2 separate regions of the Homo sapiens genome follow, and region 2 is linked to region 1. A link is an interaction called in ENCODE POLR2A ChIA-PET data of the cell type or tissue named here. Cell type or tissue: Caco-2. All regions are shown on one strand. Each heading gives the region's core, and the rest is flanking DNA. Links, peaks and the distances in the headings are about the cores only.

Region 1 (3,028 bases), core at 363-2,862:
AGGCTCAAGTGATCTTCTTACATAGGCCTCCCAATGTGCCAGGATTATAGGCATGACCACCATGCCAAGCTCCAGATGGTATTCTTAATTCAGCTCACAATGTGCCCTCATCAGATTGCTAGTGGCCAGGAGTGAACAACTGAGTGACTTTAAGAATCAGGACACCAGGAATATGTTCCTAGAAAGTGAAGGTATGAGTGGAAAACCTGGGTTGGATTATGAACAAGGCCCACATGTGTGCCAGAGTGGCCAGGGCAGGGAGCAGCAGCAGGTGCTGGTGAAAGGAAGGTGGATTACTGGGGCAATGCCCTGTCTTTGTGTTATGGTTTCTTTGAGGGAAGTAGATAAGTTTCAAGTAACTGCTCTAGGTCAAGGTAGGGATAGGCACCTGGCAGCTCTTGGTTAAGTTAGGAAGAGCATGGAATGGTCAGAATACAAGCCATACTTGTGTTCTGGGACCTAGTCCCTACCCAGCACCTGGGGCAAGGGAAGCTTGTTATCCCCTGCACACCCAGTAAGTAGTAATGTAACTGACTCTATTCCTCCAGTGGCAACTTGTCCAAATAGAGAGCTGAGATCTGAACTCTAGTGAATTGGAAGACCACACATTCTGAAATATTTGCTTTCTAGTTTTTCTCTGCTGCAGCTACAACACAAAGAAGAAAAGATAAAACTCAGTGCCATGGCTGCTTTTGCTCAGGAGGTGTCTCTCAGAGCAGAGCTGAACGCCCCTCTTAGCCATGCCCTCCTCTGGCCTCTAACCCCTCACCTGAGCTGCCTCTATACTCCGTCTCTCAACTCATCAGGGTCATTAAAGTTGAGTGTGCATCAGAAACACTTGAGAGGTTAAAACTTAGATTGCTGAGCTCCATCTTAAATCTCTGATTCAGTAGGTCTGGGGTAGGGCCTGATATCATGCCTTTTGGCATGGTTTTGGCAGGTTCTCAGGTGCTGATGTTCTGGGCACCATATCTGAGATGCAGCTCCAAAAGGTTAACTTGCTTTGCAACTGGTGATTAGAATCTTGATGAGAGAGCTTATATTAAAAAATGAATTGTAAACACCCATCTCTAGTGATTAGAGGGCTAAAGCTGCCTGGGTAGGGCTTCCCCGTTAGACAATGTGAAAAGTAGCCCATGCAGCCTAGGTTACTTTTTGGAGAAAGTAGATGACTCTATCTGCTACCTTATAGTTCAATAAGCTGAGATGACAGATCAAGGAAGAACCAAAAATATATACATACAGATTTTATTGACAATTTCACTTGCTTGAAAGACTTCTTGGCTGGGCCAGCATACGGGATAAAATAACTTGCAAATGATGACAGATGTCTTTACCCTATATTCTTTTCTATCTGGAATCAAAGCTTGTTTGGAGACCTGTATCATCATCCCAGTACAAACCTCTTGCCCTCCCAGCATGGCTGCCATAAATAATGACTCATGTGCAAAGAACCAACCCCCAGGAAGGCACTCCTCCCATAAGGTGACACAGCCACACTTCTCAAGGGACTCCTGAGGGCAGAGCAGTAACCCTGGGAGTTTGTCCTAAGTATCTTACAGTTGAGCAGAGGAGCTTCAGGGTAGCTGAAAGTGTCTCGTCAGTTTTACTTTTAAATGTTTTTTTTCCTATTTACCTATGTGAGCAAAAATTTACTACTGTAAAATTGAAACAATGAAATATACCCATAAAGGCTTAGATATACTCATAAAGGCCGTGTCTGCCATATGAAACCTGACTTCAAATCTTTATGTTCCTCAAACTAACCTGATTATTCTGATTATAAATGCTATACCGTACATTTGAATTTATATAAAACGCTACTTTTTTTTTTTCTATATTGTGGTTTCACATGAGATTTTTCTTTTCTTTTTTCTTTCTTTTTTTGTTTTTGAGACAGGGTCTTGGCTCTGTTGCCCAGGCTGGTACCATCGTAACACTGCAAACTTGACCTCCTGGACTAAGGCAATCCACCTCAGCCTCCCAAGTAGCTGGGACCACAGTCTTGTGCTACCACGCCTGGCTAATTTTTAAAGATTTTGCAGAGATGGGGGTCTTGCCATGTTGCCCAGGCTGGTCTCGAACTGCTGGGCTCAAGCAATCCTCCCACCTTGGCCTCCCAAAATGTTAGGATTACAGGCATGAGCTACTGTACCCAGCCAACTTTTTTCCCAGCTATTTAAGAAAACTGTGAAATCATTCCATTAGAGAGAAAGCAAATAAAGCATCAATGACTAGCTCCTCAAAAATGCTCTGAGCCTCCTGGGATGCTATGTCCAGGGTCTCTATTTCCATCTCATCACACTATCAACCACACATACCCTTAAGTCCTTTTAAACCTTACATTCCTTGGTTATTATGGCTGGGAGGCTAATTATCCCAGAGAAAAGGACCAAACAAACAAACAAACAAACAAAAACAACCAACCCCCACTCCAGCTGCTGACCACTTTCCTCAAGTGATCGTCTTGATGCTATCACGATCATCTTCTGTGATCAGCAAGGACTGTGCCACTAGGACTAATGGCCACCCTGGGTCTCTTGTTCTAAAGATTATAAATGATGGGCTAGAAAGGGCAAAGCAAATAATTGTTCTACCCACTAATAATTCCTATCAGGATTTTTTCCCTCAAGGAGTACATAGCTCTTCTTTCTAATGAAAAGGAAATTACAGAGATGGAAGAAAAAACAAGTTAAAGAATACTGAACACATCTAAATAAAAACCCATTTTGTACTACTCAAGGTGATCCACAGATTCAATGTAATCCCTGTCAAAACACCAATGACATTCTTCACAGAAATAGAAAAATCCTAAAATTTGTATGGAACCACAAAAGACTCTGAAAGCTAAAGTGATCCTGAATAAAAAGAACAAAAGCTACAGGCATAGGCATCACACTACCTGATTTTATAATTTTCTTTTTTTTTAAAGACAAGGTCTCACTCTGTCACCCAGGCTTGAGTGCAGTGGCATCATTGTGGCTCACTGAAGTCTCGATCTCCTGGGCTCAAGTGATCCTCCCACAGC
Region 2 (3,028 bases), core at 207-2,706, 170 kb before region 1:
GCAGATAATGCAACCAGAGTAAAGCAGCCACCCATGGGCCTAGGCAGCGCACCTGGAGGAGAAGGTGCCAGGTGCCTTGAAGATGCCTGTGCACCAGGCACTGGGCTGGATGCTGGATGAGTTTTATTTTGTTCAAGCTTCAGAGCTGGAAGGGGTTAGGGGTTCAGAATCTTGACTTCCATTTCCTGCTGTGTCTCTCAGTACCACTTCACATGCAGGGACTCTATCTCCTCCGTGATCACTCCGGCCTACCCATCTTGTGAGAATGTCCTCTGCATTGGGCAAAATTGACAGTGCAAAGTATAAAACACTCTGCAAAGGCTCTCGTGATTATTATGTATTTATTTATTTTTGAGATGGAGTTTCACTCTTGTTTCCCAGGCTGGAGTGCAAAGGTGTGATCTCGGCTCACTGCAACCTCCGCCTCCCGGGTTCAAGCAATTCTCCTGCCTCAGCCTCCAGAGTAGCTGGGATTACAGGCATGCACCACCACACCCAGCTAATTTTGTATTTTTAGTAGAGACGGGGTTTCTCCACGTTGCTTAGGCTGGTCTCAAACTCCCAACCTCAAGTGATCCGCCTGCCTCAGCCTCCCAAAGTGCTGGGATTACAGACGTGAGCCACCACACCCGGCCAATTATTATTATTAATTCAGGAAACCTCTGCACGTCTATTTCCTTTTCCCAGGCTTGCTCTCCATGAATCTCCTTCATTTCCATCTAAAGCTGAATTCAATACAGTTGCTGACTCCCAGACCTGGGACTAAGCGGTCTCTGAACTGATGAAAAACCAACTCTGCCACATTTTACCAGGCTTTAATCTCCAATCTTGGAATTTCTAACTCCAGCCAGGACTCTTACTTTAGTCTAACAGGCAGACAGACAGACAGACAGACACACACACACACACACACACACACACACACGTCATGGATTTTTTTAAGTTATATATATAAAAATTTCAAATAATTCAGAGCAAGTGAGAGTCCTGTCAGAGGTGGCCTGTGATAGTAGTTTGGTACCTCTCCTTCTAGGCTTTTTCTTTCCTTTTCTTTTTTCCTGAGACAGGGTCTCTCTTTGTCGCCCAGGCTGGAGTGCCGTGTGTGATCTCAGCTCACTGCAGCCTTAACCTCCCAGGCTCCAGTGATCCTCCCAAATCAGCCTCCCAAACAGCTGGGACTACAAGTACATGCCACCATGCCTTTTTTTTTTTTTTTTTTGAAGTGAAGTCTCCCTCCGTTGCCGAGGCCAAAGTGCAGTGGTACAATCTTGGCTCACGGCAACCTCCGCTCCCAGGTTTAAGCGATTCTCCTGCCTCAGCCTCCCTAGTAGCTGGGACTACAGGTGCTTGCCACCACACTTAGCTAATTTTTAGTAGAGACAAGGTTTCACTGTGTTGGCCAGGCTGGTCTCAAACTCCTGAACTTGGATGATCCGCCCACCTCGGCCTCCCAAAGTGCTGAGATTAGAGGCCTGAGCCACCACACCCAGCCCTTTTAGGCTTTTAAATGCACATATTTATTTTCTGGTATAAATGAGACTATATTGCTCTGTTACCTCCTGTTTATGTAATGATATGGGCACATGTCTATATCATTACAAAAGGGTATATCATATCCTGTTCAACAGCTCCAGAGTATTCTATCATATGTATGTCTCATAACTTACTTAGCTATTGCTGGATTTTTAGGTTGTTTCCAATCTTTTCCTATTATAAATAACAGTGATAAAAATATTCTTGTTCACACCTTTCACTGTACATGTCAGATTATTTGCTAAGATTGCTTGCTAAGGATGAATTCCCAGACATGAAATTCCTGGAACAAAGGATTGTAGTATTTAAAATTTGTATATCTATTACTTTACTGCCTTTCAGAAAAGCTATAGCAGTTTACACTCCCGCCTAGAGCATGTGAGAATTTCCCCTCACTGATAATAATAATGATGATACAACAATGACTGATAATAATAACAATGGCAAGAATAGCTCACATTTATTGGATCTTTATTATGCATTTGGCACTCAGCTGAGTGTTTTACATGAATGATCTTATTTAATCTTCAGAACAGCTCTATGAAGTATGTACTGTTATTGCCCCCATTTCACCTAGGAGCAAACAGAGGTTCAGTGAAGTGTTACCTTGACAAAGTATACCTTGCCAAAGTCACAGAGCCCCAGTGTATAGTTTATATTTACTTTTTTTTTTTTTTTGAGACAGTCTCATGGGGCGATCTCGGCTCACTGCAACCTCCGCCTCCCAGGTTCAAGCAATTCTCCTGCCTCAGCCTCCTGAGTAGCTGGGATTACAGGTGCCCACCATCATGCCCGGCTAATTTTCTGTATCTTTAGTAGAGACGGGGTTTTCCATGTTGGCGAGGCTGGTCTCGAACTCCTGACCTCGTGATCTGCCCGCCTCGGCCTCCCAAAGTGCTGGAACTACAGGCGTGAGCCACCGCGCTCGGCCTATATTTACTCTTAAAATAGCTTTCAACGTCTTTTTTTCAAAAAATCCCTATAATCCCATAACCCTAATACAAGCAAACTGCTTTTATTAATTAATTAATTTATTTATTTGAGACAGTTTCACTCTATCGCCCAGGCTGGAGTGCAGTGTCACATCTCGACTCACTGCACCCTCTGCCTCCCAGGTTCAAGCCATTCTCCTGCCTCAGCCTCCCAAGTAGCTGGGATTATAGGCGCCTACCACCACGCCCGGCTAATTTTTCTGTTTTTAATAGAGACAGGAGTTTGCCATGTTGGCCAGGCTGGTTTCGAACTCCTGACCTCAAGTGATCCACTCGCCTCGGCCTCCCAAAATGCGGGTATTACAGGTGTGAGCCACCCTGCCCGGCCTTATATTTTCTACTCTCTTCCTCCCTCTTTTGCTATTTCTCTCCTTCTCCCTCATTATTGTTTTCTTTCTTATCAACTGTAACAGATATACAATAACCACACGCCACATAAATACAATATTGTATTCTATTTTTCTTCACCCAGCATTAGTTTGTAAACACGGTCCCATGTTTCT

Evidence for each region. Peaks named below come from ENCODE experiments on the same cell type or tissue, not always from the same donor. Only the 100,000 strongest peaks of a DNase experiment are listed, where the experiment ranks them.
Region 2: POLR2A ChIA-PET joins it to region 1 with 5 read pairs; 2 of 35 experiments call an interaction of 5 or more read pairs at or near these places.

What each region holds. Positions count from the first base shown.
Region 1 is chr5:160,053,465-160,056,492 of GRCh38, reverse strand. All of the region lies in intron 7 of TTC1 (tetratricopeptide repeat domain 1), which reads right to left. It also overlaps a transcript of PWWP2A not described here. Among named protein-coding and RNA genes, the nearest start is that of TTC1, 46 kb to the right of the region's middle. In Caco-2, for the core only: no CTCF peak of the experiment used is centred there; a DNase peak (open chromatin) is centred at 1,471.
Region 2 is chr5:160,225,717-160,228,744 of GRCh38, reverse strand. It overlaps a transcript of FABP6 not described here. Among named protein-coding and RNA genes, the nearest start is that of FABP6, 2.3 kb to the left of the region's middle. In Caco-2, for the core only: no CTCF peak of the experiment used is centred there; no DNase peak of the experiment used is centred there.